Regions from separate parts of the Homo sapiens genome. Here region 2 is linked to region 1. A link is a loop called in an ENCODE intact Hi-C map of the cell type or tissue named here. Cell type or tissue: ovary. All regions are shown on one strand. Links, peaks and the distances in the headings refer to the core of each region. The heading gives the core; the rest is flanking DNA.

Region 1 (15,629 bases), core at 6,024-11,023:
ATACACACCACATAACACTGCATCATATAACATGCATGATATAACACCACATCACATACCTTACATCATCATATAACACATATCACATAACACTGCATCATATTATATATCATATAACACTGCAACATATAACATATCACATAACATACATCACATCATATAACACTGCAAAATATACATCACATAATACCACATCACATACCATACATCATCACATTACATATATTACATAGCACAGCATCATATATATCACATAACACTGCAACATATAACATACCGCATACCATACATCACATAACATATATCACATAACATGGTATCCTATAACATCACATAACTGCAACATATGTATCACATAACGTATAACACATAACGTATGTCACATCACACATACCACATAACACCACATCACCAGATGTACATACTTCAGTAATTCATTATCTTGTGCAGAAGAAAAAACAAAGATACAAAGTCTGGGTGACCTGGATGTTGCCCCCTAAAAGTCAGAGTCTGAGCCACTGCCAGGGACACCCAGGACTCCTGAGTACCTTTAGGTTGAGCCGAGCCTTCAGCCAAAGGGACTAAGGATCCACCATCAGGAAAGAGGTAAGAAGGAACTGGAAACAGTTGTGGCCCATCAAGAAGTTTCAGCCAGTCAGGATGGATCCACCATCAGGAAAGAGGTAAGAAGGAACTGGAAACAGTTGTGGCCCATCAAGAAGTTTCAGCCAGTCAGGATGTATCCACCACACATGGTTACCACAAACCCCATCATAACAAAAACTCTATGTCATATAAAGATTTCCAAGCCCTGGCAAGAACCAATATACTGAGTTCCAGGGAAATCAATACATTTCAACAGAGTCTTGGTATATATGGCAATGAGATTTGACCCAGTGTCATCTCCAGGGTTGAAGAAATGTTGGAAATGAGTTCCAGGGAAATCAATACATTGCAACAGCCTTGGCATATATGGCAATGAGACTCGACCCAGTATCCTCTCCAAGGCTGAAGAAATGGCAGAGCAAAAAGCCATTGCTATACCACTCTCCTGACCTGGCCATGGAGTAAGGACTAAAATGAAGGCCAATATTAATATGCCGCCTTGATATCTGGTGAGACTGGGAAGATGTTGCATGGCCTAACCACAAGTTCCTCTCCCCACTCCTATGGGAAAGATCCCCCAGCCAGACAACCCTCCTTGGCAAAGGGACCAGGTGCAGTTCCTGCTTATCCTTGAGTAGTGGGTTTCATTTCTCTGCCAACTATGGACTTATTCAAACAAACCAATCACATCCCCTCATGGAAACAAGGGGACACCTCACCCTCTTGATACTACAAAACCTGACGCCCACAGCCCTGTTTGTTACTTCTGTACCTGCCTCAGCATAACCCCTGCACTCAGCTGCTGTTGGGATCATCTGCCCAGGGTCAGGTGCTATGTATTTGGCCATTGCAGTAACCTTAGTGTGGGAGTCCCCTTCTCACCCATTGGTTGAATAGGAGGCAATTAAACCACTGGCCTTTCAAAAAGGTTCTGGTGCTTCCCATCCAGCAGCCTTGGTGGTATTGAGCATCAGGATTCATTGGCTCTGCAGTCCATTCATTCAACAACAGTTATTGCGTAGGTTTTGGTGCCAGGCACTGTCCTCCAGGGCCATATGCCCAGTTGCTGAGACCTTGTCCTTGACCTGTTGTGGACATTAGTCAGCAACATTTACTGACAACACACACCCACCCAATTCCCAATCATTGGGAAGCAATTGGCCTAACAAAACAGTCCTCCGCTGTGGGATGTGTATGGCATGGGGCTGCAGTAAGGTCCTTGGTGCCATATTTAAGCTTCTACATGTTCTAATCCTGGTTCTTTCTTCCCCTCTAGAAGGCTGGAAACTTTTCAAAGAAGAAGAGGGTGAGTTTCTCTGACCATATTAGCCATGAGCAGCCACAGTGAAAGAATTAATGAATTAGTTGCCTTTGCTTATCTTTGCCCTGGACTTCAGACCTCCTTCAGGAGCAATGGAGGGATCCAAAAGCCAACACTGGAAGATGTGGATGGTGCTTCCAGCTCAAGGACGTGGCCTCCAGCAAGTCCCTGAACATCTTTAAGCCCTCACCTGTCAAACAGGGTTGGTGATTACTTTTTTTTTTTTTTTTTGAGATGGAGTCTCACTCTGCCTCCTAGGCTGGAGTGTGGTGGTGTGATCCAGGCTCACTGCAACCTCCACCTCCCAGGTTCAAGCAATTCTCCTGCTTCAGCACCACCCCCACCACCCCCACCCACCCCACCAAGCAGCTGGGATTACAGGCATGTGCTACCACGCCTGGCTAACTTTTATATTTTTTTAAGTAGAAACGGGTTTTTGCCATGTTGGCCAGGCTGGTCTTGAACTCCTGACCTCAAGCAATCCACCCACCTTGGCCTCCCAAAGTGCTGGGATTATAGGCATGAGCCACCACGCCTAGCCAATGATCACATTTTCCTACCTAACTCCCTGGGCTGCTGGGATAGCAGATGAGAATGGGTGAGAGGTTCTTTGGAAAGTGAAGGTGGTGCTGTCCAGCAGCTATGTCAGACTGCTATGGTCTGAGTGTTTGTGTCCCACTACCCTGAGACAGATATGTTGAAATCCCAAGCCGCAATGTGATGGTATTCACCTTTGGGAAGTGATTAGGTCATGAGGGCTCTGCTTCATGGGGTTAGTGCCCTTATGAAAGAGGCCCAAGCGGGCCGGGCGCGGTGGCTCATGCCTATAATTGCAGCACTTTGGGAGGCCAAGGCGGGCGGATCACCTGAGGTCAGAAGTTTGAGACCAGCCTAACCGACATGGAGAAACAACGTCTCTACTAAAAATACAAAATTAGCCGGGCGTGGTGGCGCATGCCTGTAATCCTAGCTACTCGGGAGGCTGAGGCAGGAGAATCACTTGAACCCAGGTGGCACAGGTTGCGGCGAGCCGAGATTCCACCATTGCACTCCAGCCAGGGCAACAAGAGTGAAACTCTGTCTCAAAAAGAAAGAAAAAGAAAAAGAAAGAGGCCCAAGAGAGCTCATTCACTCCTTTCATCACATGAGGACACAGCAAAATGATGGCTGTCTATGAACCAGGAAGCAGGTCCTCACCAGACACCGGATCTGCTGATGTCTTGACATTGGGCTTCCCAGCCTCCAGCACTGTGAGAAATAAATGTCTGATGTTTAGAAGCCACCCAGTTTATGGTATTTTGTTATAGTGGCCCGAATGGTCTAAGACAGGCACCCAGTAGAAGGCAGCCCCTGTGTGTGGGTAGGTTCCACACAAAGGCAAGCCTAGCCCCAAGGTCGCCACCAACAAACCCCAGAGCCATTTTTCCATGGGGTCTGAAAACTGCACCATTAGATGCTGCTTAGTTTAGGACTTTATATTGGGTTGAATTGTGGCCCCAAAAAAGGATGTCTGAGTCCTAACCCCTGGTCCCTGTGAATGTCACCTTATTTGGAGAGTCTTTGAAGTTGCTATTAAGGATCTGAAGATGAGATCATCTTGGATTAACCAGGTAACCCTAAATCCAATGATGAGTGTTTTTGTTTTGTTTTGTTTTGGTTTTGGTTTTGGTTTTGGTTTTTTGAGACACAGTCTTGCTCTGTTGCCCAGGCTGGAGTGCAGTGGTATGATCTCAGCTCACTGCAACCTCTGTCTTTCAGGTTCAAGTGATTCTCCTGCCTCAGCCTCCCAAATAACTGGGATTACAGGTATGTGACACCACACCCAGCTAATTTTTGTATTCTTAGTAGAGACGGAGCTTCACCATGTTGGCCAGGCTGGTCTTGAACTACTGACCTCATGATCTGCCCACCTCGGCCTCCCAAAGTGCTGGGATTACAGGTGTGAGCCACCGCACCCGGCCTATAAATGCATTTTATAAGTTCAAATTGACATTTACTAGTTATCGAAGCTATTCATTGAGAATAGTTAGTGATACAGTTCGGCTGTGTCCCCACCCAAATCTCACCTTGAATTGTAACAATCCCCACATGTCAAGGACTAGGCCAGGTGGAGATAACTGAATCGTGGGAGCAGATTTTCTGTGCGATTCTCATGATAGTGAATAGGTCTTATTAGATCTGATGGGTTTCTAAAGGGAAGTTCCCCTGCACATGCTCTCTTGCCTGCTGCCATGTAAGACACGCCTTTGCTTCTCCTTTGTCTTCTGCCATGATTATGAGGTCTCCCCAGCCATGTGGAACTGTGAGTCCATTAAACCTCTCGCCTTTATAAATCACCCAGGCTCAGATATGTTTTTTTTAGCAGCATGAGAACAGACTAATACAGTTTGGCTATTCAAATAAATGCAAAAATCTGGAATATGGATTATAGATACAGTGAACATATTGCCCAACCTGGGCGATATTAATTAAATGGGATGACAGGAACTGTCCCCGGATGACCAGGATCAAATGACCCTACTTATGCATGACCTTTGTCTTCCATCAGACCCCAGGGCCCGTTAAACTCAAGTCAAATATTTTCTAGTTTCCCAGGCACCTCTGTGGAATCCAGTTTGAAAAACAGCATCTTAAGCTACTCTTGGCCTGCCGAGGAGATGTTATCACATCACCCAACACCCCCAGCAGATGTGAAGATTAGAACCCTGGGCCAGGAATGTCTGAGGAGGGAGGCTGGGGGTAGGTGAGATGGCAGAGGAAGGAATGGGAAGAACAGGAAAAGAGGAAGAATCTGAAAGGTCTGCTGGGGATAGGTTTTGGAGTTCAGGGTAAGAAAGAAGAAAGACTTCACCCAAGAGAGATGTGGAGAGGACACCACCTCCCAAATCTGTGCTGTTCATGAGGGTACCTGACAGTAACCTTGTTGATCCCCCAGGGCAAGCAAACATCTGAGTCTCAGTGAGTCTGGAGGGAGAGCAAGCTGGTGAGGTTCTGCACATCAGGTGTGTTTTAGGAATTATTTGCCAGGCTTTGAGAGAATGTTCTTCAGGCTTATCAACTGTGTTCAGCTTCCATGGTGTATTAAACAAACTGGGTGGTTTAAAACAACAAAAAGAGTTGCTCTTTCACAGTTCTGGAGGCTAGAAGTCTGAAGTCAAGGTGTTGGCAGGACCACACTTCCTCTGAAGGCTCCAAGGAAGAGTGCTCCTTGTCTCTTCCAGATTCTGGGGGCTCCAGGCTGTCCTTGGCGTTCCTCGGTTTGTAGCTCATCACCCCAGTCTCTGCCTCTGCCTTCACATGGCCTTCGCCCATCTGTGTGTCTCTGCGTGCACTCCTATTCTTATAATATAAAGACTACAGTCATTAGATTTAAGGGCCCACCCTAATCCAGTATGACCTTATCCTAACTAATTACATCTGCAAAGACCCTATTTCCAAATAAAGTCACATTCAGAGGTTCTAGATGGACATGAACTTTGGTGGGGGGTGGACACTATTAAACTCACTATGCATTGCATTCATTGGTATTATAGATCAATAACTTATTGGTTTATCCAGTACTGACTCCAGCTAAGGAGAAGGCAAGCTTTCTATAAGCAGAATCTGCTGCTTCTAGTTCCCCCAGAATATTCTCTCTTCAATCCATCTTCTGAACTCTCCATCTTCCTTCTTTAGAGGTCCCCCTTCTCCTACATTCCCTGTGTTCCAAATAGAGCAACCACATGTTCAGGAACTACTCACGCTAAAAACTTGCAGGTCAGTCTCAATAGCTCATGCTCACTCACTTCCGCCACCACCGATCCTAAAACTCACACAAATCCCTGTGTGATTATTCCCATTTCTGTTATTCCCCTCCTCTCTCATTCCTGCTTTATGTCTTTATTGCCGTTCACCTGGACTGCCATGAAAACGCCGTGTCCCCGTCCACTCTGCACTTCATTGATCTCAAATGCAAGACTAGTCACACACTCCACAAGCCCCTTTAGGAATCACTTGAAATAAACCCGCCTCTCCCTCTCCCTCTCCCTCTCCCTCTCCCTCTCCCTCTCCACCTCCCTCTCCCTCTCCCTCTCCCTCTCCCCACGGTCTCCCTATCCCTCTTTTTTCCACGGTCTCCCTCTCCCTCTCTTCACGGTCTCCCTCTGATGCCGAGCCGAAGCTGGACTGTGCTGCTGCCATCTCGGCTCACTGCAACCTCCCTGCCTGATTCTCCTGCCTCAGCCTGCCGAGTGCCTGCGATTGCAGGCGCGCGCTGCCACACCTGACTGGTTTTCGTATTTTTTTTGGTGGAGACGGGGTTTCGCTGTGTTGGCCGGGCTGGTCTCCAGCTCCTAATCACGAGTGATCCGCCAGCTTCGGCCTCCCAAGGTGCCGGGATTGCAGATGGAGTCTCGTTCACTCAGTGCTCAACGGTGCCCAGGCTGGAGTGCAGTGGCATGATCTCAGCTCGCTACAACCTACACCTCCCAGCCGCCTGCCTTGGCCTCCCGAAGTGCCGAGATTGCAGCCTCTGCCCGGCCGCCACCCCATCTGGGAAGTGAGGAGCGTCTCTACCTGGCCGCCCATCGTCTGGGATGTGAGGAGCCCCTCTGCCTGGCTGCCCAGTCTGGAAAGTGAGGAGCGTCTCTGCCCTGCCGCCATCCCATCTAGGAAGTGAGGAGCGTCTCTGCCCGGCCGCCCATCGTCTGAGATGTGGGGAGCGCCTCTGCCCTGCCGCCCCGTCTGGGATGTGAGGAGCGTCTCTGCCCGGCCGCCCCGTCTGAGAAGTGAGGAGCCCCTCCGCCTGGCAGCTGCCCCGTCTGAGAAGTGAGGAGCCCCTCCGCCCGGCAGCCACCCCGTCTGGGAAGTGAGGAGCATCTCCACCTGGCAGCCGCCCCGTCCGGGAGGGAGGTGGGGGGCTCAGCCCCCTGCCCGGCCAGCCGCCCGGTCCGGGAGGTGAGGGGCACCTCTGCCCGGCCGCCCCTACTGGGAAGTGAGGAGCCCCTCTGCCCGGCCACCACCCCGTCTGGGGGGTGTACCCAACAGCTCATTGAGAAGGGGCCAAGATGACAATGGCGGTTTTGTGGGATAGAAAAGGGGGAAAGGTGGGGAAAAGATTGGGAAATCGGATGGTTGCTGTGTCTGTGTAGAAAGAAGTAGACATGGGAGACCTTTCATTTTGTTCTGTACTAAGAAAAATTCTTCTGCCTTGGGATCCTGTTGATCTATGACCTTACCCCCAACGCTGTGCTCTCTGAAACATGTGCTGTGTCCACTCAGGGTTAAATGGATTAAGGGCAGTGCAAGATGTGCTTTGTTAAACAGATGCTTGAAGGCAGCATGCTCGTTAAGAGTCATCACCACTCCCTAATCTCAAGTACCCAGGGACACAAACACTGCGGAAGGCCGCAGGGTCCTCTGCCTAGGAAAACCAGAGACCTTTGTTCACTTGTTTATCTGCTGACCTTCCCTCCACTATTGTCCTATGACCCTGCCAAATCCCCCTCTGCGAGAAACACCCAAGAATGATCAATAAAAAAAAATAAAATAAAAAAATAAAAAAAATTAAAAAAAAAGAAAGTAATAAACCCTCTGCTTCAGAAAAATGTACATAAGCACCTACTGCACACCACACTTTGAGTAGCATGCATAATAATGCAAATTAGTACATGTATAATCAAGACTCCTTCCATCATAATAATTGTACTCATTATTATATCATCTTATTTAATCCCTCCAGCAACCCTACAAGACTGGCATTATCATGCCCCCTTTATGGATTAAGGAAACAACGACAACAAAACAGGTTTGGGCAGTGAAAGTAAACGGTCCAAGGTCATACCACTAGTAAGTAGCAGCAGAGCCAAGATTTGTACCCAGATCTACCTGTGTCTACATTTTTGGCTCTTAAACCAATAGTAATGCCCCACCCCTCTTGTCATCAAAGCAGACAAGATGTCCCCTCCTTGGTTACCCATAGCAAGGACTTCTTTCAAGCACTGTTAACATTTCAATCCTAATTCCTTGTTCACATATTTGTCTTTGGTGTCTTTGAGTTCCCAGCATTTGGGCAATGCCTGGAACAGAGTAGGTGCTTAACAAATGTTTGAGTGACAGAGTTTCTCTTGCGCCTTACTGAGCTGGGCCCCCATCTATCAACTCAGTCTGAGATTAATTGTACTTTATTTTTAAGTCAGCAGGAGACCCCTTCAGATAAGCTACGTAAGCCTGAAGTGGCAGCCAGGCACAGTACTTGGTCACTGGCCAGGGCGGGAGGCTCTCTAACCCAACAGGTGGCCCCCAGCCCAGATCGTCAGGGAGCCCCACCCTCCAGGAGACCGTGGCTGAGTGGCCCATCTGGCCCAGCCTGCGCCTGAGTGCTGAAGATCTTTGTGTCTCCAAGCTGAGAACTGGGTCCCTGCTCCTTGCCAACCATTCACAGGGGAGAAATGATTAAAACACTGGAGAGACTGACTCATGGGGAAATATGAAAAAAACACAATAGTCCCCAAATATGTTTAGCTTGGCCCCATCACAAAGGGGGGATGTGATAAGGGCTCCAAGCTAAAGGGAGGCAACATAAAGGCGGGAGAATTGTGCAGAGCCTGCTGACTGGGAGGGACCCAAGGGAAAATGAAAATGAGATGGAGGGGAATAAAATGGGGCATCGAGTTGGAGGAAAAAGAGTTTCTGGAGCTCAAGGGCATCTTTCCATAAAGAGATCAGAGTTGGGGACCACTGCCAGAGATTTTAAACAACCTCCTCCCCACTGGCCAGGCATTGCCTCCTACTCTGTGCCAGGCATTGCCCAAGTTCTGGGAACTCAAAGACAACGAAGACAAATATGTGAACAAGGAATTAGGATTGAAATCTTCGGCTGGGCGTGATGGCTCATGCCTGTAATCCCAGCACTTTGGGAGGCCAAGGCGGGCAGATCACCTGAGGTCAGGAGTTCGAGACCAGCCTGGCCAACATGGTGAAACCCCATCTCTACTAAAAATACAAAAAATTACCCGGGGGTGGCAGTGGGCGCCTGTAATCCCAGCTACTCCAGAGGCTGAGGCAAGAGAATTGCTTGAACCCGGGAGGCGGAGGTTGCAGTGAGCTGAGATCACACCACTGCACTCCAGCCTGGGCCACAAGAGTAAAACTCCGCCTAAAAAAAAAAAATAGTTTCTGGAGCTCAAGGGCATCTTTCCATAGCGAGGTCAGAATCGGAGACCACTGCCAGAGATTTTAAACAACCTCCTTCACACTAGTGGCTCCTGGCTTTGACAGCAGGAGACTGAAGTCTCATTCATTCCTTCAGCAAACACTTCCATGCCCACTGCAGGCCAAGCACAGTGCCAGGTTCGAGGTTGCTGAGTGACGAAAACAGTGTCTCTACTCTCAGACAGCTTATATTCTACCAGGAAGAAGCAGCCCCTGAGTCCTCTGCCTTAGCCATGCCATCTGCCTAGAACGTTCTTCCACCAGGTATTCATATGGCCACCTCCCTCAACTTGGTCAAGTTTTATTCAGAAAACCCCTACTCCATGGGGCCAACCCTATTTATTATGGAAACTGTCTTACTCTGTTCAGGCTGCTAGAACAAAATGCCTTAGACTGGGTAGTTTAGAAACCACAGAGATGTATTGCTCACAGTTCTGAGGGCCGGGAAGACCAAAGTCACGGGGCCAGCAGGTGCCACGTCTGGTGAGGAGCTTGCTTTCTGCTTCAAAGATGGCACCTTGCGGCTGTGCCTCACGTGGCGGAAGGGGCTGGGGAGCTCCTTCCAGCCTCTCTTATAAGGGCACTGAATTAGTCAGTTTTGCATTGCTATAAAGAAATACCTGAGACTGAATAATTTATAAAGAAAAGTTTAATTGGCTTACGGTTCTGCAGGCTCTACAGGAAGCATGGCCCCAGCATCTGCCTCTGGTGAGGCCTCAGGGAAGGTGAGGCCAGACCCAGTGCATCCCATGGTGAGAGAGGGGGAGGGAGAGAGAGAGAGAGAGGTAGACGGGGAGGAGGAGGCGGACAGTGGGAGGGGGAGAGGGACCGGGAGAGGGGGAGGAGTAGAGGGAGAAAGAGAGGGAGAGGGAGAGGGAGAGAGGGAGGGAGGGAGAGGGAAAGAGAGAGAGGGAGAGGGAGAGTGAGGGAGAGGGAGGGAGGGAGACAGGGAGAGAGAGGGAGAGGGAGGGAGGAAGAGAGGGAGAGAGAGAGACGGAGGGAGGGAGAGGGAGAAAGAGAGAGAGGGAGGGAGAGGAAGAGAGAGAGAGAGGAAGAGAGGGAGAGACAGAGGGAAGGACAGGGAGAGAGGGAGAGAGAGAGGGAGAGGGAGAGAGAGAGGGAGGGAGGGAGAGGGAGGGAGAGGGACAGAGAAAGGGAGAAGGAGAGGGAGAGGGAGAGAGAGGGAGGGAAGGAGAGGGAGAAGGAAAGAGAGAGGGAGGGAAGGAGAGGGAAAGAGAGGGAGAGGGAGAGTGGCAAGGAGAGAGAGAGGGAGGGAGGGACAAAGAGAGAGAGGGAGGGAGAGAGGGAGAGGGAGAGAGAGAGGGAGGGAGAGGGAAAGAGAGAGAGAGAGAGAGGAAGAGAGAGAGGGAGAGGGAGGGAGGCAGAGGGAGAGAGAGAGGTAGAGAGAGAGGGAGAGAGACAGGGAGAGAGAGAGGGAGAGGGAGGGAGGAAGAGGGAGAGGGAGAGAGAAAGAGAAGGAGAGAGAGAGGGAGGGAGGGAGAGAAAGGGAAGGAGGGAGAGGGAGAGGGAGGCAGAGAGAGGGGGAGGGGGAGAGAGAAGGAGGGGGAGGGGGAGAGAGAAGGAGGGGGAGGGGGAGAGAGAGGTAGCCCCCCCCCTACACAGAGGGAGGGGGAGATTCTCAGATACAGATTGGGAGGGAGAGAGAGAGGGAGGGGGAGAGGGAGAGAGAGGGAGGGAGAGGGAGAGAGAGAGGGAGAGGGGGAAGGAGGGAGAGGGAGAGAGAAAGGGAGAAGGAGAGGGAGAGGGAGAGAGAGGGAGGGAGGGACAGAGGGAGGGAGAGGGAAAGAGAGGGAGAAGGAGAGTCAGAAGGAGAGAGAGAGGGAGGGAGTGAGAAAGAGAGAGAGGGAGGGAGAGAGGGAGTGAGAGAGGGAGGGAGAGGAAATGGAAAGAGAGAGAGGGAGGGAGAGAGAGAGGGAGATGGAGGGAGGAAGAGGGAGTGGGAGAGAGAGGGAGAGAGAAAGAGAGGGAGAGAGAAGGAAGGAGGGAGAGAGAGGGAAGGAGGGAGAGAGAGGGAGGGGGAGAGACAGAAAGGGATGGGGGAGAGAGAGGGAGAGAGAGGAAGAGAGGGAGCGAGGGAGGGAAGGAGGGAGGGAGAGAGAGAGGGAGAGGAAGAGAGAGGAAGGAGGTGCCACACTCTTTTAAACAACCAGATCTTGTGTGAACTCAGAGGGGGAACTCACTCATTATCACAAGGACAGCACCAGGCCATTCATGAGAGATCCACCCCCATGACCCGAACACCTCCCACTAGGCCCACCAACATTGGAGGTCCCATTTCAACATGAGATTTGGAGGGAAAAAAACATCCAAACCATATCAGGCACTGATCCCATTCTGGAGGGTGGGGATCTCATGACTTAGTCACTTCCCAAAGGCCCCACCTCTTCATACTATCACATTGGGTATTAGGTTCCAACATATGAATTTGGGGTGGGGGGGACACCAATATTCAGACCACAGCAATCACCTTATTACTGACCACCTTATTCAATAGGGTCACCCACACAAAGCCCCACCATGCCCGCTGCTCCACTTGTTCTGTGTTCTAGGGGATTTCGCACCCTTCAACACACTATGTAATTGCTCTTATTTTGTTTATCATCTGTTTCTTCCCACCTTGGAAAGGCCCACAGGGCCTCAACTGAGGGCTGCGGAAGTGACCTAAGGAACAGACACAGTTATCCTGTCTCAGAGCTCGTCCCCTCCTCATTGTCTCTGTTACCTGTAGCCAGGCCATCTGCAGAGCTGGCAAGCAATGGGACAGACGTGGAGCTGATGCTGGCATTGTCTCTCTGGTTTTGAGTCTGAACCAAGGCTCCTGTGTGAGAGTCAAAACACCTCTTCACATCTCTTGCCTCCTTCCTCAACTCCTTTGGGCCTCTTTTCTTCCAGCTGTCTGGGAGCCAGGCTGAGTTCCCCACAAATGTAAAGCAATCATAAATAATCATCAGGCTAATGAGGCTGGGGGTGATCATGCAGGAACTCCCTGCCACATGACAAACAGCCGGCTGCTGATTTATCATGGGACAGATGTAAATACTCGCCTCTCCCCTGAGCAGGAACACATGTTCTTAGTCATATGGTAGCTGCTGAAAACACCCCATTGGGGTTGTTCACCCTCTGCTGAGATCAGAAGGAGGCAGAGAGGCCCAAGCTTTGCCAGGAATGAATGGTGGTTAAAAGGGGAGGGTTCTTTCTCTTAGCCCATCAACCTGGCCACCAATTAAAAAAACTCAAATAACCAGTGGGTCTAGCATAGGAGTGAAGAGTGAGTTTTAGGCCCAAAAGCTCAGGATGCTTAAACTCCAACTGCCACCCAGTAGGGTGGGACCTCCATTAAGTTGCTTAACAATGCTGAGCCTCAGTTTTCTCCTCTGAAAATGGGTTAATAATAGTATCTTCCCCATTGGGTTGTTGTGAACATCAAGAATGAATGTCAACTGTTTAACACAGAGTAAGACCTTAATAAACGGATGGCTGGGCATGGTGGCCCACACCTGTAATCCCAGCACTCTGGGAGGCTGAGGCAGGTGGATCACCTGAGGTCAGGAGTTCAAGACCAGCCTGGCCAACATGGTGAAACCCCATCTCTACTAAAAATACAAAAATTAGCCGGGCATGGTGGTGCACACCTGTAATCCCAGCTACTCAGGATGCTGAGGCAGGAGAATTGCTCCAACCCAGGAGGCAGAGGTTGCAGTGAGCCAAGATCATGCCACTGCACTCCAGCCTGGGCAATAGAGTGAGACTCTGTCTTAAATAAATAAATAAATAAATAAATAAATAAATAAATAAAGCACAGTTAGTGTCAGCATGCTCCATTGTTAGTCAACATGATTCTTGCTCTTATCCTGGAAGACCCCTTGCTCTCCCATGGGCACCTGATTATGCTCACTCCATCCCATCTTTGTCCTCACCCAGAGCCCCTCTCCTCTTCTCTCTTCCTGTCCAAATTCTAACCATCCCTCCCAACTGCTGCCCCATTTTTTCCAGCCATTCCCGATTTCTCCTTGCCTTGATCTTGTACTGGAAATAGTAAGTGTCTTTTAAACATTTTTTTAAGCCACAGATCCCTTTCTTACAAGGAAATTGCACACAGAAATAAACACAAATAAGACCAATAAAGGCAGAGCTGTGAAGGCAAGGAAAAGTGAGAACTAGAGTCTCTACCATCCATGGACTTACCTTAGGGTTAGGAAGATGAGCCCCGCCCCCTATGGACGTAGAGTGAATGAGATCATTGGATCATGGTGTCACCATGTTCTGCCTTGGACTTTGAGTCAGGCAGCTGCCATCTTCAGCCCATGGTGCACAGTCCTGCCCCTTCACCCTGCTTCATTCCTTTGTCCACCTTTCTCTCTCCTCCAATAAGCTTCTGGGGCAAGAACCATGCCTCCTTCGTGTCTTCCTACTCACATCCCAAAACTAGGACAGGGCTCTGTACCCCCGCAGGCACCCAACATACATCTGTTAACATGAAATGAGATACATCCAGACAGTTTATAAATACACTAAGCAAAGCCTCTCCTCATTATAGATGGGGGTAAACTGAGGCAGGGCCACCCAGGTATTTATCAAGAGAGTCAGCCCTGGAATAGGAGCCCCCAGACGCCTAGCTCCAGCCTCACCCACTAGCCTTGGAGGCTCCCAAATGTAAGTGACTTGCTGTTCATATTCCCTGGCATCCAGCAACCCAAGAATTTTGCTCTTGCTATCAGGAGGATGGAAAGATAGGAGCTTAGGGTGAGTAAGACAAAAGCTCTCTGAGAAAGAACTGTTGCTGTCTGGGCAAGAGAGACAGGGAAGAGAACCCAAGAAGTTTAAGGCAAGAATGATACACGTATCTTGTTAAATGCTAAGTTCTACTGTCCGGGCCAGGGGTTTTGAAGCCACAAGGACTTCCCAGAGGCAGATGGAGGTAGGAGGGAAGCCAGGAGTGTGTACAACGGAAAAGGCCCCAGTGGGGAGGGTCCCAGACAGCCTCCTCCCCTACCCTAGATTTCATCTGAGCAGGTCTGCCTTTATCAGTCTTACTTGTGTTTATTTCTGGGTACGATTTCCTTGTAACAAAGGGATCTGTGGCTTAAAAAATGTTTAAAAGACACTTGCTATTTCCAGTACAAGATCAAGGTGAGGAGAAATCAAGAATGGCTGCAAAAGATGGGGCAGGCGTTGGGAGGGATGGTTAGAATTTGGAGAGGAAGAGGAGAGGGGCTCTGGGTGAGGACAAAGATGGGATGGAGTGAGCATGACCAGGTGCCCACAGGACAGCAAGGGGTCTTCCAGGATAAGAGCAAGAATCATGTTGACTAACAATGGAGAATGGAGAGGGTTGGGTGTGAGAGGGGGTGGGGTGAGGGAAAGTGTAAGGGTGGACCTTCACTCTATTCTCCCGCAAATGCCTTCCTTAGACAATGGCTCCTGATGGGCCTTGTAGATCCAACCAACAAAGCCCCATTCCCTTCCCCATCACACATCCCTAGTTGCCTCTGAGCCACTGCCAGCCTATCAACTATAGGAGGATGCCTTTCTCATGACCCTTTGTCATGAGGTTGCCAGAGTCACCCCCCTCAACTACCTTGCGTGATCACCTGTCAGCTGTGTGAAACTTGATCAGGTGGCTTAACCTCTCTGAACCTCAGGTCCTCATGTACCAAATGGGGTGACAGTGTTGTGAGAATTATACATGAGATAATTTATGATCGCACATACCAAGGTGCCTGGCCCTTGAGGAATTCTCAATAATTACAAGGTAGTTGGCTCTAGAAGACTTTGGGAAACCAAGCTCGGGTTGTGGTTCATTATGGGTTACCATGGAAACCAGACCTAAAGGCTGGAGAACAGACAGGCCTAGTGTGCCCAGAGCACCTAGGCCTGATTCACATTAGGATCTATTTTCTTGAATCCTTAAATGCACCTTAGAGTTCACGCAGGCATGAAGGAATGGCTCCAGGCATTGTCCTCAGCCCCTGAGCAAGGGAGTAAGCCCAGTTCCACACAGGGGCAATTCCTGAACACACATTCACTGCGTGAAGAAAGGGCTGAGGACCTAGCTCTGGGCCGCATGTAGACAGGAGTGATTGATGAGTTTAACTTCATGCATCTCATTGCAGCCTAAAAGGATGTGACAAGTCCGGGCGCAGTGTCTCACGCCTTTAATCCCAGCACTTTGGGAGGCCAAAGCGGGTGGATCACTTGAGGTCAGGAGTTCAAGACTAGCCTGGCCAACATGGCGAAACCCCATTTCTACTAATAATACAAAAAAATTAGCTGGGCGTGGTGGCACACACCTGTAATCTCAGCTACTCGGGAGGCTGAGCAGGAGAATCGCTGGAACCCGGGAGGCAGAGGTTGCAGTGAGCTGAGATCACACCATTGCACTCCAGCCTGGGCAACGAGAGCAAAACTCCATCTCAAAAAAAAAAAAAGATATGACAAAAAGTCAGGTGAACTTGCTGGTTTCATTCTATCCAAGTTGGTGCCTCTCAGA
Region 2 (15,629 bases), core at 5,977-10,976, 320 kb after region 1:
ACCTCTAATGATGGCTTCTGTAACAGTTTGTCTGTAGCAGTTATGTAGATATGTTTGTCTTCCTTTATTAGACTACGATTCCTCAGAACACAGGAACCTTCTCTGAAACCCTTATAAGATTAGCACAGTTCTTTGTGCAAAATCAACCACTGCAGCCTGCCGAATGAACTGAGAGAATGGCCTGGGGCTCATCTGTTGCAGGTAGGATAATACATCAACTCTGTATATGAGGGTATTTTTCTTTTGTACTCATTGATCATTACTTTAAAAATTAGCAAACAATACTTAAGCAATATAAACATTTAAATTTCTTCTACGTAGAAATCAGATACTAAACTCTATTTTTTAAAAAACCTCACTGAAGCGGGAAGATCCCTTGAGCTGAGGAATTCAAGGCTGCAGTGAGCTCTGATTGACCCTGACTCTAAAAGCAAAACAAAAACAAAAATGCCTCAAACACCTCATACAGTTTGAAAATATCAGTTAAAGTCGAATATTGTAAAAATGTATGTGTCTTTAATATTGGTGCCTTGGTCATTCATTATATTAATAATATCTTGGGTTGGGCATGGTGGCTCACGCCTGTAATCCCAGCACTTTGGGAAGCTGAGGTGGGTGGACTGATTGAGTCCAGGAGTTCAAGAGCAGCCTTGGCAATATGGTAAAACCCCATCTCTACAAAAAAAAAAAAAAAAAAAAAGACAAGAAAAAAAATTAGCTGGGCTTGGTGGTGCACACCTGTAGTTCCAGCTGCTTGGGAGCCTGAGGTAGGAGGAACACCTGAGCCTGGGGAAGTCGAGGATGGAGTAAGCTGTGATTGTGCCACTGCACACCAGCCTGAGTGATGGAGTAAGACTCTGTCTCAAAAACAACAACAACAACAACAACAACAACAACAAAACCCATCTTTGATAGCCATCATGGTATGTACCATGATATTCATTTGGATATTAAGACTGATGATCAGTACCACAGATTTCATATTCTTCTGTTCCCATTCCTTGGCTTCCACAAGAGTGACTGGTTCTGCTGGAGCAGCATAACATCTGGAGTCATACACTCACCACCCAAGCCCGGACACAACTTGTTGATATTCATCTGCAAAGGGATTGTTGAGATGTCCACTGATTACAATGGTAGCTTCTGGACATAGATGCATCTTCTAGTACCCAGTACCAGCATCTAACCCTGGCTCATTTGTTACTGCCTGTTTGCTAGCTTATTCTTGAGTACTTAAACAGTTTGTTTACCATTTGGGAGGATAAAGATACCTGCTGATCTCTTAGGCTGTCATACCTACCTCACTAGCATGTTTGTTTATCCTATCTGCAAATTCAGCTTATGATTTTCCTTCATCAAAATGTCTTGCTTTTCCTGTATGACCTTGACTCCAATGTCATGCTGACAGACATGAGTCATGTTTCCAGTTTCAAAATATCACTTGATTATAAAAATGTCCAGTAGCTTCATACCACACACCTGAATAGTTTAGAAAGGAAGACACGGCAGTTCAAGGAAGGCTCATTGACTTTCTTCATTGAATCTGGTTAAGTTTGAAGAGGATTAAGTCATTTTTTAAGCCCAGTTGAAAGCTGGTTCAGTGCTTATGCTAGTCACCTCTTCTATCCACTTGTGAAAATCTTCTTTTGCCTGACAATCATATTTAATCTTGTTCTTGACCCTGATAAATCAGTGGAGGGACCCTTCATGTAGAGTATCATTGTGGTTCTAGTAGTGGGGGAGGCTGCACACGCATGCGAGGGTCTCTGATGCTACTGGCTAAAGTGGAAACTGGTGGGAGATGCTGGCATCTTACTTGCATAGCGCCCCCTGGAGATGACTGGGTGGTATATGAGTGTGGGCCTCAGTCATATGGTCTAGCTGAGTTTGCAGAGCTTCAAGGTCCCTTCTGGAATCCCACTGGTTTTCCATCACTATGGTTCTCAAGAAAATGCCCCCAGCCCTCTACACTCCTTAGAGCTTTAGGAATTGTCAGCCTATGACCCTGATCAATGGAGAGTTACCTCCTGATCTCCTCTCCAGGTATTTAGTCATAAAAAAAACACATTATATATTTATAACTTCAAAAATTTGAAACCTATTATCTTCTCATATGTATCTGAGTGAAATATTCTTTATCTGAATTAGTGTATACTGGGGAAAGGCTAGCTGGCTGGCTGGCTTCTAAGAATACTCAAGCACCTTTTCTGAAGTCATCAGTAAGATCCACCATGCATCATAATCTGGTTCCCCATTTTTGTACAAAAATTCAATGTTGTGAGTACCCCTGTGTGGTTATTTTAAAAGACTGACTCACGGACTAAAGTTATAGTAGACCTAGGTTCTAGGGATATCTCCCTACTCTCCTATGTTCTACTCATTATTCAATTTCATTTAGATTTGCACATCACCTTGCTTGCATTCTAAACCAGCCTGATGACATGCTTAATACCTGTTATTTGTCACAAGCACTGATCTCCAGTACTATAATCGCAGAACAGAATTTGGAAAAATCCGAGAATTTTTACTGTCTCTTGTTTAGAAAGGTTATAGTTAATTGCTTTAGAATCCAAAGCTACTGACATCCTTGAAGTGCTTTTCTGATGAACTATGTGACCATGGTTTTCAATCCACTAAAAAATTAAGAGCAAATAAAATTCTACATGAAAATGCATTAGGAACCAGAATTTGTTCCGGAGTGCTTTAGTGAATCTTAATTTTTATTAATGACCGAAAGCCTTCAGAATATTAAAATACACAAAAAATGAACTAACTCATTTACTAGCCAAAGAGGCAGAAACCAAATGTTTGAATTTCCTTGACTGGTCAAAGGTATAATACACATATTTTACCCTAAATTAGACTCAAAAGTTGTTCCCTTCCACTTGGTTTAAAAGGTTTAAGTATATGATAATGTAGTATTTAATTCTCTAGTGTTACTTCCCTTTTATTTTGAGGTGAAATTAAGAGAAAATATTTTCTAGGCAAAAAATTTCCTGAATAAGGTGTATTTTCTTTCCCCTCCAATTCTGAAACAAATCTGTGGCTAACAAGAATATCTACCAATAGAAACACTTTCCTCTTGACAGCTTAAAGAAGCTTCCAATGCTGGGATACGGAGCTGGGAATGTAAGCTGGCACCGGATCCTCTACCTTACCCACATACATCTCATTGTTGGTTATATCTCATGTCTGTCTCCCACTCAATTCTGGGGCTTCAGGGTCAACAATTCAGGGTTTTAGTCAAATCAAGGGGTCACAGGCCAAGAAACTGGATTTCATTTTGGATGCAGTGGGATGGGGAAGAGGTCTGTGAGCAGGGAATAAAATGAATAGAAGTCCAGTTGGGAAGATGAATCCTCTGGCACTGTGGAGAATGATCCAGAAGAGCAGAGGAGACAACTGTGGCAATAGTCAAAGAGCACTGCTGCCCTTAGGCAAGTCCTAAAGCAACTACAGTTCTGAGGAGGCAAAGGCAGTGAAAAGGGGCTATCTCAGCCTTGTGCCTCTTTCTGAAACAGAAAGCCACATTGACGCAAGTCAAACAACTGAACAAAAGGAAATAACTAAACAAAAGGTAATAATCCTTTATGCACCATCTACCTTTCTACCCTTCTACCATTGCTCACACACACACTGGCACCCACACACTGTCACATTCACAAATGGATTTTTCTATAGTTGTTTTATGTTTAAAATTTTTTAAGTTTGGGTATATTTCTCAGAGTACATCTAGAAAAAATGCAAGATGATGTATTAAGAGATTTATATAAACTACAGGTGAGTCATACATAATTCCTCGGAAACTAAGAATAAGAAACTTGTCCTCTGAACATGAAATCAGTTTCTCACATGTTCTTCTGCTTCTTGATAGACTCTTTTTCAATATTACTAACTGCCTTTTCTTCCATAGCCATCTCTTTAAAAAACTGAGATATAACTCATTTACCACAAAACACACCTTTTAAGAGTATACATTTTAATGGTTTTTACTGTATTCTTAAAGTTGTACAACCATCACCACAATCTGATTCTGATTTTTTTTTTCACTACCCAAAAAGGAAATCAATAGCCATCATTCCCCATTTCCCTCGACTGAAACTCTAATCCACATTCTGTTTCTACGGATTTGTCTATTCTGAACATTTCATATAAATGTAATAATACAATATGTGTGCTTTTGTGTCCAGATTTTTTTTATTTACATAGTATTTTCAAGGTTTATCTGTGTCATAGTATGTATCAGGAACTCATTACTTTTTACAGCTGAGTAATCTTTCATTTTATGGATATACCACATTTTGTTTACCTATCCATCAGTGACTGGGAATTTGGGTTGCTTATACTTTTTGGCTATTTATGAATCATGCTGCTTTGAACATCTGTGCACAAGTTTTAATGCAAACCTACATTTTCAATTATCTTGGTATATCCCCTAGGAGAGGAAATGCTGGATTTTATAATTCTAAGTTTAATTTTTTGAGAAACCATCAAACTGTTTTCTAAAGTGGTTGGGCTGTTTTAAATTCCCATTGTAAAATACGAAGATTCCAATGTGTATTCATGTCTTTTCCAACACTTCCTATTGTTTGTCTTTTTTAATACAGCCATCCTAGGGGGTGTGAACTAGTGTTTCACTGTGGTTTTGGTTAGCATTTCCATAATGACTAATGGTGTTGAGCATCAGTGGTGTTGATCTGCTTACTGGTCATTTGTATACATTCTTTGGAGAAATGTCTATTCAACTCCATTGCCCATTTGTCAGTTGTATTATGTCTTTTTGTTGTTGACTTGCAAAATTCTTTATATAGTCTATTAGGTTTTTATCAGCTGGATGATTTTCTCCCATTCTGTGGGTTGTCTTCATTTTCTTTCTTTCTGTCTTCTTCATCTTCTTTTTTTTGTCACTCTGTCACCCAGGCTGTAGTGCGCTGGTGCACTCACTGCAACCTCTGCCTCCTGGGCTTAAGCTATCCTCCAACTTCAGCTTCCTGAGTGGCTGGGACTACAGGCACATGCCACTACATCTGGATAATATTTCTAATTTTTGTAGAGACGGGGTTTCACCATGTTTCCTAGGCTGGTCTGAACTCCTGGACTTAAGCAATCCTCCTGCCTTAGCCTCCCAAACTGTTGGGATTACAGGCATGAGCCACTGCACCCAGCCATCTTCATTTTCTTGATGTTGCTGTATTCTTTGAAGTACAAAAGTTTTTAATTTTGATGAAGTCCAATTTACCTCTTTTCTCTTTTATCACTTCTGCTTTTGTTGTGATATTTAAGAAATTATTGTCTTATCCAAGGTCATAAACATTTTCTGGTATGTTTTACACTTTTATAAGTTTTATAATTTTAGTTCTTACATTTAGGTCTCACAAGTTGCTATTGACAAATTATCTCGGTTTGTGTTTATCTGAGAATATTCTTCATTTTAAAAGGACATTACTGGAAGTAGAATTCTTGGTTAACAGTGTTTTTCTTTAAGGGCTTTTAGTATTTCATTCCACTGCTTTCTGACCTTCATGGTTTCCAAAGAGAAATTAGCTGTTAATCTTTATTTCTTTAGACATAATATTTTAGTTCTTTGAACATATTTCAAGTAACTTATTTAAAGTCTTTGTCTATTAAATCCAACATCTGTGCTTCCTCAGGAACAGTTTCTATTATTTTTCCCCCTGCCCACGGGAAATAAAGTGTGCCCATGCCACACTTTGTTTCTTTGCATGTCTCATAATTATTTTGCAGAAAACTGGACATTTTCAATATTTTAGTATGGCAACTCTGGAAATCAGATTCTCTTCCTTCCCCCAGGGTTTGTTGTTGTTGATGGGGACTTTTGTTGTAATAGTGGTGGTGATACTGTTTATTTAGTGACTTTTCTGAACAAATGCTGTAAAGTCTGTGTTCTTTGTCATGTGTGGCAGCTGAAGTTTCTGCTTGGCTAGTTAGTGGTCAGCTAATGATTGGGTAGAGGTTTCTTTAAATGCCTGCAAACAATAAGTCTTCCAGTTTTCTCATTGCTTTTATGGAAAAGAGACTTTGTGGAGGCTTTTACTCTGTCATTTTCCCTGACATCCTCTCAGTACACTTGTTCACTGTTGTTTGCTACAGGGTTACATTCTTTCCCCTTTTCTCTTATTCCACAAAATTTCTCTGGGCAATATCATACACATCTAGGTCTTAAAATTCTACCCCAAATTTATTGACTTGCAAAACTACATCCTCAGCATAAACATTTTCCCTGGAAGATGTATTTGTAAATGATCAATAGTCATTTCTATGTGTATGTTTTACAGATGTCTCTAGCTCAACAGGTCTTAAACCACTCACCCACTCAGTCACACAAACTAGAAAACTGGGAGGCACGCTAGACTACTCCTTTATCTTCAATTCTTCACTAAAACACCTCCTATCAAATCTTACAACATTCCACCAAGCTCATCATTATCTTATCACATTATACATACCCCATGGAAAGCATTTATTTACATGGATGTTCTTACTAGACTATAGGCATCTTGTGAGCAGGAATTGTATATATTTATCATCTTATTCTAGGACTCATCGTGATGCCTAACTCATTATACTCAGCCAAATGCTTTATCTGTGTAGCAGGATTGTATTTTCCAAAGATGGCCGCATCAATATATTCCTCTTCCCACACGCTCTTTTCCCTATATAGTGTCGATGCTCCATCAAGGGGTGGAGTCAAGGAGCTCTCATCTCTTGAATGTGGGAAGACCTTTACAAGTGCCTTCACCAAATGAATGTGACAGAAATGACACCACTTGAAATCTAAGGCTAAGTCTAAAAGGTGATATGAATTCCACCTGGCTTTCTGTCCCAGGACATGAGCCATGGAGTACTGAGCTAACATGTGAGATATCCAGGTACCCTGAAGCTGTCATGTAGACAGACTACATAGAGATAGAGATGCCAGAGGAGCTCCAGCTATATGTATCTTCTCTCTCCAAGTACCAGGAGCGTAAGTGAAGAAGACTTCAATATGACCTCAGTTCCAGTTACTGTCTGACTGAAACCACATGAGACACTCAAGGCCAGAACCATTCAGTTAACGAGCCTCCAAATTCCAGAAACAGTAAGAGATAATATTGCTGTTTGAAGCCACTACACATTTTGTGGTGATTTTGTTATACAACATTAGATAACTAAAACAATAAATGAAGAAATGAAGATTAGAGTGGAGATATATCAATATCCCCTTTCATTTCTCTACCATGCATCATTTTAAAGTGGAAAATAGTTTTAAATATGTGCTTAAAACAAAAGTATCTCAAATTTATATCAAAAAGTTTCAAGATGTAATTAATGTGGATATAAAATGAACATACATCTAGCAAGGAAGTCCTTTCTCCAAATACCTTAGGTGTTACATTATTTTCTCAAAATATAAATGACTGCACTATGTAATCAAGTATCACATGCCATCTTAAAAGGTAAAACCCCTGTTCTTTACTCCCTCCCAATAGATAATTTCATGAAGATAATTTCTGGATCATCCACGTTAGAAGTTTCTAGTACTATAATATCTAAGTGCATCATGTTCATGCATTGACTGCTCTTAGGCAAACTTTTGCTAAATTAAATGTCTTACTGTGTTTTTGTAGTTTCCTAGTCAAAAGAGCATTTTTATGAATCATGAGCATTTCTGTTGATTCTTATTTTTTACACAGCAAAATTTAATAAACTTAAAAATAGTTTATAATGATGGACTATTCAATATATCCTAGATGTAGACAAATCCACTGTGTGTGTGTAGCACAAGTTTAACCTCAAGCTAATAGCTGTTAATATCTTAGGATTACATTTCTTTAGAACAGATCCTTATTTAACATAGATAAAAGAAACAACATTAAATGAAACCTCATCCAGAAGAATTTTCTAACTTTCAATAACCTCTCAGCATGTTTTAAAAAACGAGTTGGGATTAATTACTTTTAATTTTTAAAAATGTGTTTCGTCTGGTTTCCCTAAGCCAAAAGACATGTTAATTTAAATAAACACAAGAGAAGCTTTGTATTTTGATTCACAAATATAAAAGAAAATTTTTCTGAATTATTAAAATTAGATGAGCCGCTCATAACACTGTTTTGTATTCTATGTCTATAAAGCTCTTTTCAAAAGAACAAATTTCAGTCATTTATCCATTTCAAATGTAGATGAATACATCTAATTACTCACTCAACACGTATGTTTGAAGCCCCATATCGACACAAAATTTCTCCTAGAAGAGATATTAGGAGAAATTTCCTTAATTGACATTTCATTTTGCTTAATACATTAATCATAATTTCCATTAAGTGTGTTTCTGATGACATCATTTAAAAAGTATCTTCTCTGAGTTTTAATTTCTAATTCCAGTCTGCTGCATTCTGGGCAGAATAAGAAACTGAATGAAAAAATTACTACTGCTTTGTGAATTATTTAAAATGCATTATATAGAGGGTAAATATAAAATTTATTTTCAAAACTAGACAAATTTTGAGAATAAAAGTAATGTTAAGAATTATACTGAAAAATAAGCATTGAAACTGGAACCTGTGGTCATTCTAAATATGAATCATATCCTCAGTATGATATTAACAATATTAAATATCACCATGTTAGGTGAGGGCCACAGTCCATCTAGCAAAGGACAAACTCTGTACAATTAATTTTTTTTTTTTTTGAGACGGGGTCTCACTGTGTCACCCAGGCTGGAATGCAGTGGTGTCTCAACCTCCACCTCCTGGGTTCAAGCAATCCTCCCACCTCAGCCTCCAGAGTAGATTGCAGTACAGGTGCACACTACCACATGTGGCTAATTTTTGTATTTTTAGTAGAGATGGGATTTTGCCATGTTGACCAGGCTGGTCTCAGACTCCTGAGCTCAAGTGACCTGGCCACTTTGGCTCCCAAAGTGCTGAAATTACAGGCAGGAGCCACCATACCTGGCCTACAAGTAATCTTTATAGTGGCAGGAAGAGTCATAAGTGTCCTCATTAACATCATCATTTTCATGTGTTTTATGATATTTTACTATTTCTATGACTACCGTAATACCTCACTTGCCCAGAGATCAGAGTTCCAGTGGCAATGGTGTGTATTATTTAGGAGCTGCCCTTAGTCCCTTGCTCATGCTACTTGTTGTATAAACTCAGTCAACAAATTAAAAGCAGCTGCCAAAAGCATAAAGTAACAACTGAAAGAAAAGGGAGGAGACGGAAGAACTATAAAAAGGAGAGAAAACTGGGATAACAATGTGGGGTAGATTTTATTGTAGGGAATCTTTTATGTGGTATCAAAACATTCTCAATGATGACTCTGAGTTGATGTCTTTAGCATTTTTCGTTTAAAAGAGTAGAGGAGTAAGTAGAGCGTGCTAGAAAAATATCCTTCAAAATGGTAAGCTTTGGCACATATATTGAGATTACATTTTAGTTTTTTGGAAACTGACTTGCGGAACATTTTATTCCTGGACAATATCTGATAAATGAGGTATTCCTGTACTTCCTTTTATTTGGCTTGAAACAATCTCTTTAAAACTCTTTTAAGCAGTGCTTTGTTGAAAAAATAATCTGAATTAATCCATCCATGGTTTTAGCAAATTTTGCCATAGAATCTCTCAATGTTCTGCCTAAAATCAAAACTTTAAAAAAATCTTCATATGGAAACACCTTCATTCTCTTTATCACTTTAGTTTTCCTGTTTCAAATGTTTACCAGTTCTGTATTATTTTCAGAATTTTAAGCTGCATTATGGATCCATTCAAATAATATTTGACACAAAAGCAGAAAAAAATATTTTATTATTTTGTCCTATTCTGTTTCCAGAGGGTTATAAGTATCTGTGTCAATACTACTGTTTGGTGAAATCAAGACCCAAGAATTATTCTTGACAGAATCTTTCCAGTCTCAATTAGGGTGCTATAGTTGGAAAACATTAGAGATTCATCCATCTATCTATTCAACACACTTGTACTGGTGCCTAAAACATGCCAGGCATGTGCCCAGGGGAAACAAGCATGCATAAACAAGTAAAACAATAACAAAAACAGTAATAATAAATCATAAGGATTGAGAAGTAGTGTAGAGAAAAAAGGTAGTGTACAATAATAGAAAGTGATGGGGGATATTCTAACATTTGGGTGGAGAGTAGGTAGTCATTGGAAAATACAAGATCCACTATGGTTTGAACGTGTCCCACGATATTCATGTGTTGGAAAGTTAATCCTCAATGCAACTGTGTTAAGAAGTGGGAACCGTAAGAGGTGATTAGATCATGAGGGCTCTAATATCATTAATATGGTTTGGCTCTGTGTCCCCACCCAAATCTCATCACAAATTGTAATCCCCACATACTGGGGGAGGGCCCTGGTGGGAGGTGACTGAATCATGGGGGTGGAATTCCCCTTGCTGTTCTTGTGATAGTGAGTGAGTTTTCATGAGATCTGATGGTTTAAAAATGTGTGGCACTTCCCCCTTCTCTCTCTCCTGTTCCACCATGGATGGGAAGATGTGTCTTGCTTCCCCTTCACCTTCTGCCATGATTGTAAGTTTCCTGGGGCCTCCCAGTCATGCTTCCTGTTAAGCCTGCAAAACTGTGAGTCAATTAAACCTCTTTTCTTCATAAATTACCCAGTCTCAGTTCTTTGTAGCAGTGTGAAAATGGACTAATACAGAAAATTGATACTAGGATTTGGGCACTGCTATAAAGATACCTGAAGATGTGGAAGTGACTTTGGAACTGGATAACGAACAGAGGTTGGAACAGTTTGGAGGGCTCAAAAGAAGACAGAAAGATGTGGGAACGTTTGGAACCTCATAGAGATTTGTTAAATGGTTTGACCAAAATGGTGACAGTGATGTGAACAATGAGGTCCAGGCTGAAGTGGTCTCAGATGGAGATAAAGAACTTATTGGGAAGTGGAGTAAAAGTCATTCTTGCTATGCTTTAGCAAAGAGACAGGCTGCATTTTGCCCCTGCCCTCGAGATCTCTAAAACTTTAACTCAAGGGAAATGATTTAGGGTATCAGGTGGAAGAAATTTCTAAGCAGCAAAGCATTCAGGATGTGATTGGCTGCTTCTAAAAGTGTATGCTCATATGCATGAACAAAGAGATGTTCTGAAATTGTAACTTATATTTAAATGGGAAGCAAAGCATACAAGTTTGGAAAATTTGCAGCCTGACCATGTGGTAGAAAAGAAAAACCCATTTTTGGGGGAGAGATTTAAGTAGGTTATAGAAATTTGCACAGAGGAGCCAAATGTTAATAGCCAAGACAATGGGGAAATGTCTCCAGGGCATGTTAAAGACCTTTGTGGCAGCCCCTCCCACCATAGGCCTGGAGGACTAGGAGGGAAAAATGGTTTTATGGGCCCCTCTGCTCTGTGCAGCCTGGGGACATGGCACCCTGTATCCCAGCCTCTCTGGCTCCAGTTGTAGCTAAAAGGGGCCAACATACAGCTCAGGCCATTGCTTCAGAGGGTACAAGTCCCAAGCCTTGGTGGCTTCCACATGGTGTTGGGCCTGTGTGTGCACAGAAGGCAAAAGTTTGGGAGCCTCCACCTAGATTTCTGAGGATGTATGGAAATGCCTGAATGTCCAGGCAGAAGTCTGTTGCAGGGGCAAAGCCCTCATGGAGAACCTCTAGTAAAGCAGTGCAGAGGGGAAATGTGGGGTTGGAGCCCCCATACAGAGTCCCCACTGGGGCACTGCCTAGTGGAGCTGTGAAAAGAGGGCCACCATCCTCCAGACCCCGGAATGCTAGTTCCACTGACAACTTTCACCTTGCATCTGAAAAAGCTGCAGCCACTCAATGCCAGTCCATGAAAGCAGCTGCTGAGGCAGTACCCTGCAGAGCCACAGTGGCAGAGCTGCCCAAGGCTGTGAGAGCCCACCCCTTGCATCAGCATGCCATATATATGAGACATGGATTCAAAGGAGATTATTTTGGAGCTTTAAGATTTAATGACTGCCCTGTTGGGTTTTGGACTTGCGTGGGTCCTCTAGCCCTTTTCTTTTTGCCAATTTCTCCCTTTTGGAATGGCAGCATTTACCCAATGCTTGTACTCCCATTGTATCTTGGAAGTAACTAACTTGTTTCTGATTTTACAGGCTCATAGGTGGAAGGGACTTGTCTTAGCTCAGATGAGACTTTGGAATTGCACTTTTGAGGTAATGCTGGAATGAGTTAAGACTTTGGGGGACTGTTGGGAGGGCATGATTGGTTTTGAAATGTGAGAAGGACATGAGATTTGGGAGGGGTCAGGGATAGAATGATATGGTTTGGCTCTGTGTCCCCAACCAAATTTCATCTTGAATTGTAATCCTCACGTGTCAGGGGAGGGGCCTGGTAGGAGGTGATTGAATCATGGGGGTGGACTTCCCCCTTGCTGTTCTTGTGATAGTGAGTTCTCATGAGATCTAATGGTTTAAAAATGTATAGCACTTCCCCCTTCTCTCTCTCTCTCATGTTCCATCATGGGAAGATGTGCCTTGTTTCTGCTTAGTCTTCCACCATGATTGTAAGTTTCCTGAGGCCACCCAGTCATGCTTCCTGTTAAGCCTGCAGAACTGTGGCCTCCCAGTCACGCTTCCTGTTAAGCCTGCAGAACTGTGAGTCAATTAAACTTCTTTTCTTCATAAATTACCCAGTCTCAGGTAGTTCTTTATAGCAGTATAAAAATGAACCAATACAATCATGAATAGATTAATGTCATCATTGCAGAAGTGGGTGTGATACAAAATTGAGTTTGGCCCTCCTCTTTTTCTCTCTCACCATGTGCCTTCTGCCATGTTATGACACAGCAAGAATGCCCTTACCAGATGTAGCACCTTGATCTTGGACTTCCCATCCTCCAGAACCATGAGCCCAAGGAATTTCTATTCTTTATAAATTACTCAGTGGTGTTCTGTTATAGTAGCACATAATGGACTAAGATAAGATCTGAGGGGGGAAATCCAGACAAAGAGAAAAAATAACTTCAAAGGCCTTAGGTAGGAACAAGCTTGAAATACTTACAAAAGGCAGGAAAACCACATGCTGGATCCATGTAACTGAGGGGGAGAGGAGTAGGGGATAAGCTGAAGAGATGGGCAGGGGCCAGATTTCCATTTTGTTTCAATACTGATGAGAAGCCATTGGAGGGTTTTTAGCATGGAATTATATAATCTCATTTATTTTCCAACAGATTTGATTGTTGTACAAATGAACTGTTGGAGGAAGTAGGTATGAAAATAGGAAGACCAGGTGGGAGTTACTGCAACAGTCCAGTGAAGAGTCAATTTAGATTTATTTTAGACTTGGGTGGTAATGACAGACGTGATGGGAAGTGGTTTGATGTAAGATATATTTGAAGCAGCAGGAATTTTTGGTAGGAAGAATGTAGGCGTGAAAGAAAGAAATGTGTCAAGTATGACTCAGTACTAGTTATGATATGAAGAATATTGGGGAAGAATTAAGAGCTCTGTTTCAGAAATATTAAGTGCCAGACATCTATTAGAATTTCAAGGAAGGTGTTTAGGAAAAGGTTGAATACCAGCCTGGAACTTCAGAAAGAGACTAGGACTAGAGATACAAACTGGAAGTCATCAGCATATAGATGGCATTTAAAGCAATGAGACTGCACAAGATGAGTTAGGGACTGAGTAAAGGAAGTGGGGGGGGGAAGATAAGGTGGTGTTACTAAAGGAGATGGAGTAGGAGCAGCTAGCCAATTAGGAGAAATTCCTGGAGACCACGATGTTCTTCCTAACTGATAATGTGATTAAAACCTATCAGAGAAGGAGTGATCAATGGTGTCAAAACTTCTGAGAAGTCAACTGTGATGAAGACTAAAGACAGAGCACTGCATTTAGTGCAGAGATCACTTGTTGATTGGACAAATGTTTCAACATATTGAAGTGGCGAAGAGCCTCATTGCCATGAATAAAAGAAGAGAATATAAGGCAGTAGAATAATTAAGTATTAATAGAAAGACCTTTTGAAGACTCTGGTTACAAAGATAAACAAAGACGTGGCACAGTGATTGAAGTGAGATTTGGATTGCAACAGAGCATTTACTGGTAGTTGAATATATACCCCCCTCCCTATTGCATCTCCCCTTCCCCACACACATTTCCTAGCCCCCTGCAGGTAGGTGGAGCCTTTTGTCTAGTTCTGGCTAATGGGCTGTGATTGGAATATGGGTCATTTCTGGGCCAAAGTACAAAGAATTGGGTGTGAGCTCTTCATATCCTGTCTCCTCTAGCCATCGGTGACCAGTAGTGTTCAAGATAATGGAATCTTTCTATCAACCAACATTGAACTTACAATCTGAAAAAGTATTAATCACATTAAATTATTGATAACTAACCAGTTTAGATCTATAAAAACAGCACTTTCTTATGGTTTCACTTAACAAATCTTTGCTGAGTGAAGCCACTGAGATGTGGGGGTCAATTTGCTACCACAGTATAACTTAGAATAATTTGGCATACGTGATCAAAGAATTCTTTAACATATTATTTCATATTTTTATATTTTTGAAATAATGTATCAGAGAGAAAAATATTGATATAAGAGAAATGGTGGATAATTATAGGAGAAAAACCCTTGAATAAGGATGAGGAGTGTAGTGTACTAGTGAAGACCTTAGACAGAGGTACACATTTCCATAAGGAAGAAATCCATCTACCCTAAAGGAGGGAAGGTGGAACATGGATATAGATGCAATTGCAGAGTAGATTTGGGATGGGCAGATAAAGTGGTTCTCTTCTGTTTGCCTCCACTTTTCCAGTGAAATCGAGGTCATCATCTCAGAACAGAAATGAAAAGGCAGTGTTGGAGGTTTGAGAAGAATAGACGGAGATGAAATTTTCTACTGGGAAAATGAATTAACATTGCAGTGCTGAGGGCTCTTTGGCCTTACGTTCAAGGGAAGATAGTTAACATAAGTGTCTTCTCTTGAACCATGGTCAAGTGTTTAGATACTGTAGTAGAGTACATGAGTGTTTGGTGTAGCCAGGGTTGGGGATTGCCAATGAGGAAGGTAGAGGTAAATAGGGGCAAGGAAGCTGAGAGTAGTTCAAGGAAGTGGTTACTCTGATGGACCATGAAATCTAAGCTGAGAAGTGAAAACATGAAGAAGTTAATGGAAAGTGGAAAATGATGTTAATCGATTGTAAGTCCCACAGGGCAAAAAACTGCTAGTGTGAGGACGCTAACCTAACTGAGTTAGAAATGTGGGGGTTGGGGAGGGCAGAGAGAATGGAATGCCAGAAACCAAAATTTTCAAGGTGGTACAGTTACTGGAATTGTTAAAGACTCTAGTCATACCCCTGAACAGGTGGCTGAGGTGGAGAACTGATGAGCTCAAGAAACCGAGAGGCCAATGAGTTGTAATAATCTCATTCATGGGCTAATCCATCCAACATCATATTGGCTATGAGCAATTATGATTTAGGGTAGGACATGCTTTGTTCTTCCTGTGCTAGTTTTATCACATACAAGTTATAGCCATGAAAGTGAAGCGCTGTGAATGAGATAGTGTGAAGCAATATCTAAATTTTTACAAGTGAAGTGTTATTTAAATGAAAATTTCTTGAAAAATTGCTTTTCTTAATTTTATAAATCTCCTATTTAGAA

Evidence for each region. Peaks named below come from ENCODE experiments on the same cell type or tissue, not always from the same donor. Only the 100,000 strongest peaks of a DNase experiment are listed, where the experiment ranks them.
Region 2: a loop joins it to region 1, with 2.8 times the contacts of the local background. A loop is called at or near these places in 1 of 110 quality-filtered maps.

The regions. Positions count from the first base shown.
Region 1 is chr17:65,477,793-65,493,421 of GRCh38, forward strand. No RefSeq gene overlaps it. Among named protein-coding and RNA genes, the nearest start is that of LINC02563, 28 kb to the left of the region's middle. In ovary, for the core only: no CTCF peak of the experiment used is centred there; a DNase peak (open chromatin) is centred at 8,216.
Region 2 is chr17:65,796,191-65,811,819 of GRCh38, forward strand. All of the region lies in intron 21 of CEP112 (centrosomal protein 112), which reads right to left. It also overlaps the pseudogene LOC100419102. Among named protein-coding and RNA genes, the nearest start is that of AXIN2, 240 kb to the left of the region's middle. In ovary, for the core only: no CTCF peak of the experiment used is centred there; no DNase peak of the experiment used is centred there.